2 separate regions of the Homo sapiens genome follow, and region 2 is linked to region 1. A link is a loop called in an ENCODE intact Hi-C map of the cell type or tissue named here. Cell type or tissue: IMR-90. All regions are shown on one strand.

Region 1 (8,000 bases):
TGATTTGGTATGATACCATTCTACAGGATTATTCAGGCTGTACTCTTCAGGGAAATGGGAGAGAACTAAGATGATCTTGGGCGAGAGGATTTACACACTAGATCTTACAGTGACGCTTATCATCCCACTCACCTCTCATTGGATAGAATGTGATCATTTGCTTACATCTAACTACACAGGAGCCTGGGAAATGCCATCCAGCTGAGTTTCCAGGAAATAGAAAGGATTTAGTGAACTACTAGCTAGTATCTGCAACATTATACAAAATTCCTATCAAAATGTCTGATGCAAAAGTGTGTAATAAATATTAACCATTATGATTATCATTGTAGACATGCAGATATGATCCAGCACTCAGCCCTAGACCATTAAATGGATGAAAATAACAAAACGTGGCAGGTGATGTTATGTGGGAGTATAGCATACTAAACAGATCCATGACCAAGTCCAGCAGAGTCGAGAATGATTGCATTCCAATGAAGTAACAGTTAAAGGCATACTGGAAGAATGTCATACTGAAAGTAGAATTGGTCTCTTAAAAGGAAGGGGAAGAGAGTTTCAGGCAGTGAGGTCAAAGTTCTAGAAATGAGAGAGAAGAGACAGATTTGAAGAAATTGGGTAAGTTAGATGTAGCTCTAGTTGTATATGGAAGTAGAGAATTGAATAAGGAGAAAGTTGAGTCTAGAGTTGAAAGAAAGGAGGCAGGTCATGAAGGGTCTTAGAAAACCCTAAAGTTGCCTTGACTTTATTTTGAAATCAATGGGAAGTTAGTTGAGACTGAAGGAGAGTGGAAGATTTGAGAAGGAATGGATAATGACAACCAGAAATAGGTTGTGAGATGAAAACTGAGTTCCAAATTTGATAGTATTTTAAGAGCAAGAACCGACAAATGATAGAAAATCCTTGTAGGTTATGGGGCATGGTGTGGTCAAAACAATGGCTTTTTCATGATGAGAAGAAATTATCTTAGCCATAGAATGAATGAGAAGGAGTAAAACTAAGCACATTAGCTAAGAAGTTGTTAGAGTAGTCCAAGCGCATTGTTTTGAAAGCCTTCACTGTGATAATAGAAGACGGAATGAAAGGAAAGAAATGGAAGATCATCTCAAATAAAAATAACTGCAAGACCAAATCCTTCATTCAAAATTATTATAACAAAAAGTATAATTAACATCTTAATCTAAAGGAAAGAATCAGCCTTCGATTTTATAATTGATATCTCAAAACCAAATTCACTCCATAATAATTCCTTTAGCATCTACCATGTGCCTGGCACTGTGTAGGTACTTGGAATTGAAAAAATAATCAAATCATATCCTCCAAGAGTCCAAAGTCCAGTGGGAAAAATCACATGAATGCATAATTAGGATGCAGTTTGGCAAATGCTGGAGCAACATTCCATAAGAACACCAGAGAGTAGGGTTTTTTTCTTCAATGTCATATTGAGAAATGTTTTGTAACATAGGGCAGGGACCCCCAACCCCTGGACAGCAGACTGGTACTGGTCTGTGGCGTGTTAGTAACTGGGCCACATAGCAGAGGTAAGCATTACTATCTGAGCTCCTCCTCCTGTCAGATTAGCAGGGGGCAGTAGATTCTCACAGGAGTGCAAACCCTATTGTGACCTTCGCATCCAAGGGATCTAGGTTGTGCGCTCCTTATAAGAATCTAATGCCTGATGATCTGAGGAGGAGCAGTTTCATCCTGAAACCCACCCCCACTCCACACACACAACAGCCCTTGTCCAGGGAAAATTTGTCTTCCATGAAATTGGCCCCTGGTGCCAAAAAGTTTGGTGACCACTGACATAGGGGACCTGTGAACTGTGTTTTGAATTAGGACTTTATAAGGCAGAGGAGAGAAAGGAAAGGATGTTCCAGGAAGAGCAAACAACATGTGCAAATGCTCAGAGATGAAGCGGAAATTAGTATTAAAGGATTTACGGCGTGCTTAGGAAGGACTTCGCACTTCCCGGCAACCATTTGAAATTAGGCACCACAATGTGACTTTCTTTGGCCAATGATTCAAAATGGCCACTTCAAGGCAGAAGATCTTAAAAGCCTATCCTTGATTCACTACACACCCTTCCCTCTTCCTGAGGACAGGGCAGATAGTGGAGGCTCCGTAGCCTGGATCTCTAGGTGAGACATATGTAAGCACAGCCTCCTCAGGTTGCGAGATGGACATGTAGAACCAGTGAAAATAAACTTGTGTTGTTTTAAGCCACTGAGATTTGAGAAATTTCTTCTTGCCTCAGCATTAACCCAGTCATTCTGGATTAACACAGAAAATGGAAACTTGAAGGGGAGTACTATGAGACCACAATCCCAAACTCTATGACAGTGGCTTAGTGTTCAGGCAACAGGTGACACGGAAGCTATCACTGAAGGCAAACAAGGTGATGACCAACACAATACCACAGTGAAACCTTTAGTGAAATTGTCTCAAAAACCGCACAGTAGTCTGGGCAGCAGATTATGTACCTAATGCATTGGTAGCTTTAAGGGAAGAGATTGAAAACTGCTAGTATGTATCGGTTGCTGGTGGTTGCTTCAGAAGGTATATTACAGAAAAAGGGATAAGCCCAGAGAACAAATGAGAAATTTGCAATAAGGTGAAAGGAAATAGAGGGAGTCCATAAATTAGAGAACATTTAGAATTTGAAGTAGCATCTGTGTTTCATTCCTTAACAGCAAAAGATAAAACTGAAAAATCTTAGAGGAACAAAGGCAAGAACATGTAGCCTTTTCACAAAGGTAAATTTAGAGTACGGCCTTCACACCTACTGTTAAAATCACTGAAAGAATTAAGGGGTCTCAGATCAAAGGTCTCACCAAAGATGTGGTGTCCATTAAATCCACTCAATTGAACAAAAAGGAGGCTAAGTATGTAATTCTTCCACTAAAGCTTGATGGGCTCAGCAGAGCTTTAATGAAGCAGGAAGCGAAAGGTATGAGCATGAGAAAGCCAAAGAATGTCAGAATTTTGTCTCTAAAAGGACTGTGGTTGAGACAGAGCTCACTGTCAAGTATATAGGAAGCCAACTTAATTTTTGAGGGAGTTATACTACCAAAAGGATCATCAACTTACATTAAAATTGATTGACTGTTTGAAATTCCAAATGACCCAGGGACCCCCAATTGTCTGCAGGCAGCAAGTGTGGCAAGAAGACTGCTCAGTTTTCAGGTGGGCATATTCTTCGGATACCCACTTTGGATTTGAAGGAGAGTAATGGAGAGGAGGACTCTCCCAGAGGGCAGAACCAGGAGCCACAGAGATCCAAGGACAAGGGGGTTACTTCCAGGAAGTGAAAACAGTGCCTAATTAAAGGTAGTCCTCCTGTAATCCCAGCACTTTGGGAGGCCAAGGTGGGCAGATCACTTGAGCTCGGGAGTTCAGGACCAGCCTGGGCAATGTGGTGAAAACCTGTCTCTACTAAAAATACAAAAGTTAGTTGGGTGTGGTGGTGCATGCCTGTAGTCCCGGCTACTTGGGAGGCTGAGATGGGAGCTTGACCACCGGAAGTCAAGGTTTCAGTGAATAGAGATCGTGTCACTGCACTCCAGCCTGGGTGGCGGAGTGAAACCCTGTCTCAAAAAATAAAAATGTAAAGGTAGTCCTCAAAATACTTGAGAAATAAGAATTTAGAGTTGCTACAGCCAGTCCTATGTCTGCTGTGTGTGCCCCCATTCTTCTGTCTGAATGCGAGTCTTTATTTCAGTAGTCCTTTGGTTGCTCCATTTTGGGGTCCTGAGCATGTGGGGAGCATAACTGGCACTGGACTTACAGACTATTGCACCTCACCCCCTGCTGTGAAGACTTCCCATCCTTCCTGTCACCCAGAGATCCTGCACTTTGAGCTACATGCTGTGACCGAATGGCAATTTTGGGTTGTCTCACCCGAAAAAAAAAGGCTGAGCATATTTTGCACGTGCAAAGGACAGTGTACTATGTATTTCAGAACGGGATGGCTCCTTAATGCTCTTCACTAGCGTTTCCGGGTCCCCTTCATCCAGGCACGTGATACCATGGCATTGCTGCACCCCTTCACATTATTACTTGTTTCGGTCATGAGGATGTGAGCAAAAGATTTGTGTCTCGCTTTTGGGTAAAAACCAAAAAAAAATTTCTACTTTCTGGGTAAAGCCGGTGTATGATTCACCATGTTCCCTCCCTTCATGACCATGATCTGCAATATTTTAGATTGTCCTGCTTGGGCGGGCTGGGCCCCGGAGAGAGAACAGTGTAGAACAGAGCCCCCTGCTGACTCCAGATGGAAGTACAGCATGACTGAAATCCACCTTCCTCGTCGGAAGCCTCTCTACAGTTTGGGGGTTGTTGGTTACTACAATTTAATAACAATCCATCCTGAAGGACATGTACACTAAAATAAACTTCGTAAGGTGTAAGCACCAGGTATTAAAAGTTACAAGCATGGAAAGGGAGAAAATAGTCCAAAGAGAATACTGAATTTGTGGACATTAATTATCAACTAGCCTAGATCAAAGGCCTCCCCTAAGGTGGAGTCTAAAGTTGAATCTTTCAAATAATTAAAATGGACATCTATCAAAATAATACATATTTCAAGAATAATGACTTTTGGAAGTCTCAAATGTGGATAAATCTAAACATATTATGATATTTGAGGTGCTTTAATAGTCCTATTATATAATAGAGTATCTTTAAGGTAAGAAAAATATTTTAGTTGCTTCCCAATAAAAAAGGAAGTAAAACTCAAATGCATTAAATCCATGATTATATAATTAACACCGTTAAATAGGTATATACCAGGAAAATATGCTACTTTTATGTGCCATACTATATGATCTTTTTAACTCTTCAGAGATCTTTAGTAAAGTGCTTGCTGATGTTGATTTAAAACATGATTTGGGCTCTGAGGACAAACCAAAACATTAGTTTGGTGATATTACATATTTCAGATTTGATGTCCTGCCACTCTAGAAATACTCTGAATTTATAAAAGCAGGTTGTTATGTCTAAGATTTGGCACTTATCTGTGAAAAGGGAAGGGAAATTTGTTCAGTTTAAGGAGGAAATACCATAATCAGTGCCCTGGAGAACAGCTATTTAAATTGAGTGCTTTATTATGAAATCATGGGTATTTAGCAGAATTATATCCAGATAGCTTTTTTATGTTCCTTTCAACCAGGCAGAAATTCCTTCTCCATGGGAAAATTGAAAATAGGGTATTGACAAATTGTGGAAATAATAAAGAATTCTGTGTAACATCATGAGTTTTTTTTCTGGGCGGGGGGTGGCGAGTGAGGAGGCAGGGGATCTTTGGTTTATTATCTCAGAAAATGGGTCAAGGCACAGGTGGGATCTATGCTTCCTTTCACTTTCTTTAAATCCTGGGCTTTCTGGGAGCCTTAAGAAATTTGTCTTTATGTTCCAACTTTGCTATTCTTAGGTGAGAAATGTTGCAGAAAAATGCTTATTTTATTTTATTTTTTTTACATTGCTCAAAAACTTCACTTTGGCTCATAATGTCGTATGTGCACTTTTTGTCGTATTGTGACTACACCTTTTAAACTCCCAATTTACCAGGGGATGTGTTGTTCTTGATTCACTCACTGATAAGTGAACATCAGAATGCTAACAAAGTGGGGGGCCCGCAGGGGAGCCGCTGTGACCGTAACCCCGATGAAACACAAAGCAGGAGGAAATTGAAAATCGTGTGTGAGTGTGTGTGTGTGTGTGCGTGTGCACATGGCTGTGTGCCTGTGTGTGTACGTGTCTGAGAGACAGGCAATATTCCCGCATTAAGTCAAGAGAGGCAGAGTGGTGATTTCTATTGAGGAAACCAGAAGGAGCTCTGGAAAAATGTCATATCAAGCCTAATGCTCTGCAAATGTAGAGAACTGGCATCTTTTTTCTAAGGGCAGTACATTATGACATTTAGAGCTAAAATTGTAAAATTATGAAAAACATTTTTACATGCTTGGCACACCGTAAGTGTTCAATAACTATTTTCAATTTATAATAATGATGACTGTAGCACATATTTCATTTATGTGAATACACAGTGATAATGGAGACTCTGGGATTCTGCTACGCAACCCTAGCCCCATCCTCCCCTCACACATATACACATCCCAGGGAAATTATTATGGATGAAGTAATCTGGACTGGATGCTTGGCCAGTCAGTGAGTTCTGTATTGTCAATCCTTGACGTTTTCTACATTCAAGTAGAATGGAGATAGTCATTCACTAGGTGGAAAGAAGGATACAAGGGGATTTGATGCGGGAGAAGAGCACTCCACCTTAAGCTGTCACAGAGGGCTGACAAGGAAGAGAATAGTGCAACATGAGGTGGGACCACCACTGAGGTCGATGGCTGGGAGCTAGAGACATTCAGCTTTAAGCTGGCTAGGGACATGTATCAGACAATGATCAGCATGTCACAAAAGCTGCCACGGACTGGTCAGGCCCTACCAGGAACCCTAGAATTGTCTAGGACACTGGGGATGGGAGCAACTGCGAAGTCAGTCTGAATTCAGAGAGATAAAATACTGAGTTTATGTAAGAAAGATCTTTTCCTTCCAGGGGACAAGTGGAGCCAAGATGATGCCAGAAAGAAAGGTTGATGGTGGTCAGACCAAATGACAAAGATCTAGGGAGACCTGAGGGTCCTTTCCGATCTGGAAAAGGAGTTAACTCAAATCTAACACCTGGTACCTCACAGACACCTGAATGTATTTAGCCACAAGTGTCTTTGTTTTGCTTCTGTTTCCCCCAATTTAGTTTCTATGACTTAGTGACTCAGGCTTTTAAACCTTCAGAATGATGATGGATGTGATAGTTGGGTCAGAAGAAACTAAAGCTTTTTCACACCTCTCCCTAGTTCCATCCCATCTCTCTGCCTCCTTTGGACTTTCTGCCATGCCATTATTTGGCCAGTGTGGGGAAGGCGATACCTCAGATTCAAATTTCCTTTCCAATTGAGAGTTCACTGAATACCTGGTGTGTTTTAGGTGGCTGGGGCGCTTGATGCTAATATGCTCACACAGTAACTTCTAGGCAAGATGCTAGTGCTTTAATAGCAATTTCAGGGGACAGTGCCTTCCCCACCTCAATACATTCAATTATGGATGTTAGATATTTGGGCACAGTTATTTATTTTAACGTTCCATAAATATCAACATGCAGCCGTCTACCTACTCCACCCGCCATAGCCGTAGAGACATGCTTCATGGCTTTGTTCTGAAGTTCCCTAATTGATCTTCCGAACTTGTTCTGGACATTAATCTTTTTGGGGATTGATGATCAGGGCTTTATGTGAGTCTCTTGAATATTGTCATTCAGAGAAACCCTGTGCGTTTAGACTCTAGTCTTGGGCTCAGATTGTTTTCCACAGATGCCATTCTGGTGTTAAAGTAACCCATGGAAACATATGCAAAGTAAGTGAAGCCAACCAAAACGTTATTTTTTTAACTGACAGGTGAAAAAACAGGAAATAATCTTAAAAGTCTAAATTAGTATTTTAATACCATGTACTGTTTCGTTTTGTCAGGATAAAGTCCAACTAGTTTGGCAAAGCCCATTTAAGGCTCTTAACAATATTGCCCACATATTCCCCAGGGCATTTTTCCCAACTGGTTTCTTCAATCCAGGTCCACCCGACTCCTCACCATTCCTCAAAGGTAAATGTCCCTTTACAAGCCATTCTGGGCCCTGGCCATGCCATCTCTGTCCCTAGAATAAACTTTCTTCTTTTTTTTTTTTTTTCCTTAAGAAATTCCTACTTCTTCTCTAGATTTAAAACCAATGCCTCCTCTTTACAGGCTTTGCTTGGTCTACTTGAGTTGTTCTTTCTCCCAAACTTCTACTGTCTTCATCCCTAACTTGATTACATTATTTATGAAAATATATTGTGGGTATCTATTTACATGAACGTCTATCCTGTGTGCTCCCAGTGAGAAGGGACTCTTGTTTTATTCATTTTTGTAGCTTTAGCACCTAACAGTGTTGTTTGCCC
Region 2 (8,000 bases), 420 kb before region 1:
GCTTATTTAGACTTTTGTTTGGGGGAGAGATATTTCTGAAATGCCACACACAGCCCTGCCACAAAGAGAATATAACAGATACAAGTTAATTTTTATCCAATGACACAGAATTGTAATTATTGTCATTAATCACCATACCATGATTGATGAAACCATGATGTACTTGGGAGTTCTTGCTGTATAACGTTGCTTCCCCCTATACTACCTGACTCCAAACTGGTTTCTTCAGAGTATTTGTGTCTGCTTTTTAATAATTGTTTTTTCACATACTTTACTGTCAAATAAATAAATAAATAGATGTAATGTATAATAAACATATATTATGTGTGTATAATATTATACATTTGCATATAAATATATGTATAGCTGCTACCCATGCTGTCACCTCTAGCTACCTATAACATTCCTCTTCTAATTAAATCCAGTAAATCACGCTTATGAAAATTCATATGGTAGTATCTGAGGGCTCCTCTATGAAATAGCTTATGTTCTCTATTTGAGTCTCTCAAAGATCATCCATTTCTGCAGATTTATCATTATATACATTTATTGAACACTTAAAGCATAGCAAGCATTTTCACATGTAATTTTCCCTTTAATTTGTGCAATAGGAGTGCAAATCAGATATTATCAACTATATTTTCATGTTGAGTGGGGTTTCCGGATTTAGCAAATAAAAATGCAGGATTTCTAGTTAATACTATGTTTCCCATAGATAAACACATTTTTATGTCTTAAAGTACATACTTGTGTGAGACATAATTATCCTAAAAATTACTTGCTGTTTATCTGAAATTCATATTTAACTCTGTGCTCTGCATTTTATCTGGCGATCTTACATGTGAGAAGATTAAGTTCAGAGAGTTTAGAAATCTACAAAAATTTATAAGTCTAGGAAGTATTAGAGCTAAAATTTGGATATTGGTCTTTTGACTTCAAGTTTAGGGCTCACCACGACTGTTCTCCATATTGCTGAAAATACTGAAAGCATGTCTTCCAGGTTAAGTAGTGGTGTAGTTTGGATCTGCGTCTCCACCCAAATCTCATGTCAAATTGTAATCCCGAATGTTGGGGTAGGAGCCTGGTGAGAGGTGATTAGATCATGGGGGCGAATTTGCTGTTCTTGTGATAGTGAGTGAGTTCTTATGAGATGTGGTTGCTCATGAGATCTGGTTGCTTAAAACCATGTAGCACCTTCCCCTTTGCTCTCTTCCTCCTGCTCTAACCATAGTAAGATGTACCTGCTTCTCCTTCCCTTCTGCCATGATGGTAAGTTTCTTGAGTCCTCCCCAGCCATGTTTTCTGTATATCCTGTGAAACTGTGAGTCAATTAAGCCTCTTTTCTGTATAAATTAACCAGTCTTAGGTAGTTCTTTAGAACAATGCAATAACGAACTAATACAGTGAGCTATAGGACTCCTATATCAAGTTACTTACATATTAGTTTCCTGGGTTTGCTATAACAAATTGCCATAAACTGAGTGACTTAAAATGACAGAAATGTATTGCCTCATAGTTCTGGAGGCCAGAAGTCCACAGTCAACGTGTTGGCAAGGCTGTGCTCTCTCTGAAGTCTCTGGAGAGAGATCCTTCCTCACCTCTTCCTATCTTTTAGTGGTTACTGAGAGTCCTGACTGTCCTTGGCTTCTGGCAGCGTAGCCTCTGCTTCACATGGCCTTCTTGTGTGTGTCTGTGTAAGCTTCCCTCATTATAGAAGGACATCACCTGTTGGACTAGGGCCTCCATAATGCAGTATAATATCACCTTAACTTGATTATATCTACAAAGGCAATAATTTTGATAAGGTCACATTCACAGGGATTGGGGGTTAGAAATTGAAAATCTTTCCATTCAACCCACAACTACTAGCAATCCATTAATACACATGTAATATAAGAAGATTCTTACCAACCTAGAAAACCTGGGACACTAAACGCAGAACCTGTAAGTGTGAATGGGGATGGGGACACTAGGAGCAGGTAGTGCTTCTGATGGGGCAGAGCCAAAATAAAGATAATTTACACACACCTTTATATACTTAGCATAGCTAGACACTCAAATCTGTATGTTTAGTAGTTGTTATGATTTGGCTGTGTCCCCACCCAACTCCAACCTTGAATTCTAGTTCCCATAATCCCCACCTGTCATAGGAGGGACCTGGTGGGAGGTAATTGAATCATGGGGGTGGTTTCCCCTATGCTGCTGTTCCCATGATCATGAGTGGGTTATCACAAGATCTGATGGTTTTATAAGGAGCTTTTCACCCTTTGCTTGGCAATTCTTCCTGCCGTCATATGAAGAAGGACATGTTTGCTTCCCCTTCTTCAGTGACTAAGTTTCCTGAGGCTTCCCCAGTCCTGTAGAACTGTGAATCAATTAAACCTTTCCTTTATAAATTATCCAGTCTCATGCAGTTCTTTATAGCATCATGAGAACACACTAATACAGTAGTGCCAGGAGGTATGTACTGTGATTTTCACCTCATTTTATAGATGAGGAAATGGACACAAAGATGCTAAATAATTCATTTAAGGTGATGCAGCTAATATGGGATGAAATTCAGATTTAAGCCCGGGCATTCTGACCTTGGAATCCACATTCTTCACATTTTTCTAGGTTGATTTAGGGGTAGAGGAGGCAGAAGGGACGGCAACTTGAGGAAGGAAAGTAATAAGAAACACAGACCACTGTAGTTTTTCTGTTCGTTTTTGTTTTGTGCTGGTTTTGCCTGCCGTCATTGCTGCTTTGGTTTACGTGGAGCAGAGCGTCTCAAACTTAATTGAGCATCCGAATCACCTGGAGGACTTATTGAAACACATGTGGTGGGCCGCTCTCCAGTGTTTCTGATTTCACAGGGCTAGGGTGAGGCCCCAGAATTTGCATTTCTCACAAGTTCCCATGTGATTTTGCTGCTGCCAATCAGGGACCTCAGTTGGAGAACAACTGGTGTAGAGAAAATTGAGATGAGGTTCAAGTAGGAAATGGTTTCCAAGTTCAAAGGGAAGCCAATAGGGAACTGGAAAAGTATAACCATTTTATGCGCCAACTTCAACTCCCTTTAAAAATAATATGAAAATATTGTGTGTATATGTGTTACATACACACACGCACACATACACACAGCATACTTGTAGGATATATCAGTGACTCCTAGATCTATAACAACTGGAAAGCAGCATAGGATTTAGACCTTTGAAACAGAGGCTTGGATTCTAGCCCAGGCTTGTTCCTAATTAGTCAGGTACTTCTTGTCTCTAAGCCTCATTCCCTCCCACTCCCATCCTCAGTATACAATAAGGCAGTTGAGATAGGGAAATGAATAAACACATGGTGGTAGCGAACCATTAACAGTCATTTTTGAGAAAAACAATGATATGGAAAAATCATCTCTACTATATTTTCTCCTATTAACTTTTTTAACGCAAGCATAAGAGTTCATTACAAGAATTCTAACATAATCAGACAATCTAAAGTCATATATTACTCACAAAACACCCGGCCAGAGATAAATATTATTAATATTTTGGATATCATCTTCCAAAGTGAGATAGATGCATACATGTAAAGTATTATGCATACTAATTTATGATCTTTTTATTAGTAGTGTTCCATGCCCATGTTTGTGTATATATATTTATGTATATATGTATGTCACCATTTTTTATATTCTCCTAGTATTACATTGCACAGTTATCCCACAATCTATTTAACCAATCTCTTATTGCTGGGAATTTAAATTGTCCCTAATTTGGAGCTAATATGATAATGGTGGTGATGAACAACCTAGTACATACACTTTGATGTACTTTTCCATTCTAGGGGGAAATTGGTGGGTCAAAGAGTAATCCTGCCTTTAAGATTCATAAAACATTAAATCAGAAATGGTTCTGAGATGTGTCAAGTGATGGTGCTTTTATTGTACATAGAAAAGTCATCCATGTGTGTTTATTCTTTGCATGTATAATGCAGAGAACTAAACTGTAAGGATATATCCTGTCATGTTAATCATTATTATCTCTTGCTCCTTAGATAGGAAGGATTTTTCTTTTTTTTTTTAATTTATTTATGTATTTTTTGAGATGGAGTCTGTCTCTGTCATCCAGGCTGGAGTGCAGGGGTGTGATCTCGGCTCACTGCAACCTCCGCCTCCCGGATTCAAGCAATTCTCCTGCCTCAGCCTCCTGAGTGGCCGGGATCATAGGCGCCCGCCACCACGCCCAGGTAATTTTTGTATTTTTAGTAGAGACGGGGTTTCACCATATTGGCCAGCTGTTCTCGAACTCCTGACCCCAAGTGATCCTTCTCGGCCTCCCAACATGCTGGGATTACAGGCATGAGCCACCGCGCCCGGCCTAAGGAGGTTTTTAAAATTTACCTTATTGTAGTTTTCTGTATTTCCTAATTAGTCTACATTCAAGAATTAGTTGCAATTAGTATACAACTACCTGAAAGTTGGAACCAGAAAAATGAGAAGCGGCTATCTGTGTGGGCAAAAAAGACGGCAAGAGAAGGATTCTTTTCTTTCTTTTTTTTTTTTTTTTTTTCTAGACAGCAGAGGAAGCACTTGGCTTAAAATAAAAAAGCTTCAGCAAAGTTCAAATGAAATACATGCACCAATTCCTTCAGGTCCTTGAGCCCCATGGTATTCTCACAGACAAGAGGAAAGATAGTCTGAAAAATCAAGTCGGAAGGACAATGCCAAGGCCAGCAGGCTCAATCTGCACAGAACGCTGTTTGAGGGGGTTTGGGAAAGGCCACATTGAACTGAATTTCTTTTTTTGTGAACCAAGGATCACTGAGCTGATCCAACAGCCACATCCTCTAGCCGGAAGGCTGCAAGGGGCGAGCTTCAAGGAGCTAAGGCTTCAGGGAGCCCTTTCTGACTGGGAGCCCATTCAAACAGGGAGAGCCCGCCAGCAGGGGAAGTTTGGGCTCAGCAGATGAGTGTGAAGGAACATCGGCCCGGCCAGTGTTGACGTGGCAGGGTGTCAACATTCAGAGCGGCAGCTGCTGCCAGAGCCCTGAGTGCCCAGACTGATAGGAGGGGGCTGGAGCCTTCCAAACAGGCTCAGTCCAGGCACGCAGGAAATGTCAGAGGCAGCAGTCTGGTGGAGGGGCGGCGGCTGTTCCGCGTGGGAAGGTCTCTTTTGATTGATTGCCTGGTACAGAAGCCTGGCGATGGCAGTCAATCAGCACAGGATCTGTGTGGGGTGAGGAGAGAGAGAGGGGAGTGGGAGGAGAGGAGGAAAGTGGAAAATGCGCCAAAAAGAACTTGTGGTGCCTTCCAGAGCCATCAGCTGGAAGAAAGCTCAGTGCTACCCTCCTGGAGAAAATGCTGGCTGAAGACCCCTGCTGAAAACAGGCAGCCACCGCAGCCAGACAGCTCTTATGCCCATGCTGAGCTTCATGGAGTGTGGGACCCATCTCCAAGGGAGCGACTGCCTGGGGTCCTATTTTCCACCCTGCAGAGCAGGAAGGAGAGTCCTGTTTCCCAGCGGATGGGTGTGAGGAAGACACATGTGGACACCTTGTGACTGTGTCTACAGCATCAAGAAGAAGCTGGTGTGACGTGGGCCTCCTGGAGTGAAACTGGGAAGTCAGGCAGCCCTTGTGTTCAGCCCATGGTTTCCTCCCCACAATAGGAGCATTTGTAAGACCAACAAATTGACACAAATCCTGTGTAGATAAAAAAGTAGAGCACAACGCCAAGGAGGCAGGGCTCCAGGCAGCACTCCTCTCTAATTTTTTTCAGTTAAAAGGAAAGGAATCTAGTTTATTAAGTAGACCTCTTGACATATAGACAGAAAATTTAAAATGAATAGATAAATAAATAAATAAGGTGGAAGTCACAGAGATCTAAGATTATATATGCAATTAAATCCTCAGCTAGGAGTTCAGGATTGTAAGAATGGAGTTGAATCTAGAAACAAGAATATGGTCAGGCGTTCCAGACCAGCCTGGCCAACATGGTGAACCCCACCCCCCCCCCACCATCTCTATTAAAAATACAAAAATTAGCCGGGCATGGTGGTGGGTGCCTGTAATCCCAGCTGCTTGGGAGGCTGAGACAGGAGAATGACTTGAACCTGGGAGGTGGAAGTTGCAGTGAGCTGAGATCACACCACTGTACTCTAGCCTGACTGCCAGTGAAACTCTGCCTCAAAAGGAAAGTGAAAGAAAGAAAGGAAAGAAAGGGAAGGGAAGGGGAGGGGAGGGAGACAAAGTGCCCTGTTGCCAATAGTTTTTATTTCAGAGGTCCTCCTGAACAACCTCTCTGGGTTCCTCCTGCCTGAGGTCTCTCACTCCCTATGCAGCTCACCTCTGCCTAACTCATCCCTCCTCAAGGAGGGTTCCTTGATGCCCTATGTCAGGTGGTAACCACTGCCCCGATACTTAAACTTCTGTTCTCTGCTAGAGCCCCCATCGCAGCACTTGCCACGGTATCAGTTATAATTAAAGCATTTATGTGCCCTCTTACTTTTCATCTGTGTCCTCTGCAAGAACATGATCTCCTTGAAGGTGGAACCAAGCCTGTCTTAGTCACCTTGTATCCCAGTACAGGATTGGCATATGGTAAATACTTGTTGAATGAATGGATGATTGAATAGGAACATGTAGTTGGAACAGGAAAGCATCGCACGTTTCAAGAAAACACAGTCTGAGTGTTGGAGACAGGCTGGGGGTAGGTCAGGCTGAGCCATTTTGGGAGGACACTGATCTATAAACTCCAAAAATACTCCAAGATTTGAGAAAAAGAAAATTCACTAGGAGGTTCCAAACCAGCCAACAGTACTGACTGTCAGGAGGAAAAAAAAAAATCCCAAGGATTTTGAAATTCTCAGGAGTGTATCCATGCTCACTTAACCCCCTGGAGATTCACCAGAAGAAGCACTTGTCAAGGAGAGGAAAATAGCAGGAAACTAAGTATTTTGAGGAGCTTGCTTTGTGCCAGTCACTGTTAAGCAGTTTATATATGGGATCATTCCATTCTCATGGGCAGATTTGTGAATTAGGTATTAGTGGCACTCTTTTAGACTAGAGCTTACAGATGTCATCAGATATGCTTAAGGGGAAACATTGCTGAAGGGTAGAGTCAAGATACTAACCTAGATTTATTCCTGACTTCAGAGCCTGTAGCTTTTTCTAGACAACCACCCGTGTTATTCAAGATCTTCCAGTGTAGTTGCTGGTTTTCTAGGGCTTCTGGTATTCCAAGGCAGCCCAAATTATTCTTAAAGCTCTAAAGCTGCTCCATAGTAGAGTGTGTGTATGTATGTGTGTGTCCTTGTGTTGTAATCAATGCTGGCAGGGTAAAAAAAAGATGGAATTTTAATGCCTACTGGCATAAATAATAAAATTCATAGTATATTTACTCAGTGTTGAGTAGATTATGGATCATGTATCAAACTATGGGATCATAGTTACAGCAGCAAAATTGAGAGCTGGAACTTTTCCTATTTGATTATACTTGCAATGTAGATACCTGAATTTTTTTCTCAATGTGATTTGCATTTGCCTTTGTGTCACTATTCTGGATTATCTATCTATGAGTAGATTATTCTCAGACTCCTGGCCTCAAGTGATCCTCCCACCTCAGCTTCCGGAGATGCTGGTATTACAGGTGTGAGCCACTGCACCCAGCTTATAGGTAGATTATTCTAATTTGGGTTTGTCCAAGAGCGAATGTCCTTCTAAGTTATGAATGATGCCTACTCTACACTTGGGACTCTGTTGACATCTCAGCTCCTTCTATTTAGTTTTATTGTCAAGATATCCTTTGAGACTGAAACACTGAACTTCACCTAATCCATCAAAGGTCTGGGGAATGGTGACACGTGGCATCAGTCTGAAAGAGATCTGCTGATTAACACTGCTGAAGTCGTTTCCATGGAGCACTTGAGTAGTAGGGCAGGATGGGGAAGCTGGACAGCTTCTTGGCCTTTTCCCCACGTTTTCTTTTTCTCTTCAGGTGTGGCCTTGTTGCTTTATTTGAAATCATT

The links. A loop is a pair of places that touch in the nucleus more often than their neighbours do. Peaks named below come from ENCODE experiments on the same cell type or tissue, not always from the same donor. Only the 100,000 strongest peaks of a DNase experiment are listed, where the experiment ranks them.
Region 2: a loop joins it to region 1, with 6 times the contacts of the local background. A loop is called at or near these places in 30 of 110 quality-filtered maps.

What each region holds. Positions count from the first base shown.
Region 1 is chr2:220,683,683-220,691,682 of GRCh38, reverse strand. No RefSeq gene overlaps it. Among named protein-coding and RNA genes, the nearest start is that of MIR4268, 780 kb to the right of the region's middle. RefSeq lists an enhancer at 4,120-4,414. In IMR-90, a CTCF peak has its summit at 4,264; a DNase peak (open chromatin) is centred at 4,232.
Region 2 is chr2:221,101,658-221,109,657 of GRCh38, reverse strand. No RefSeq gene overlaps it. Among named protein-coding and RNA genes, the nearest start is that of EPHA4, 470 kb to the left of the region's middle. RefSeq lists an enhancer at 4,795-5,089. In IMR-90, a CTCF peak has its summit at 4,916; a DNase peak (open chromatin) is centred at 4,967; H3K27ac peaks cover 191 bases.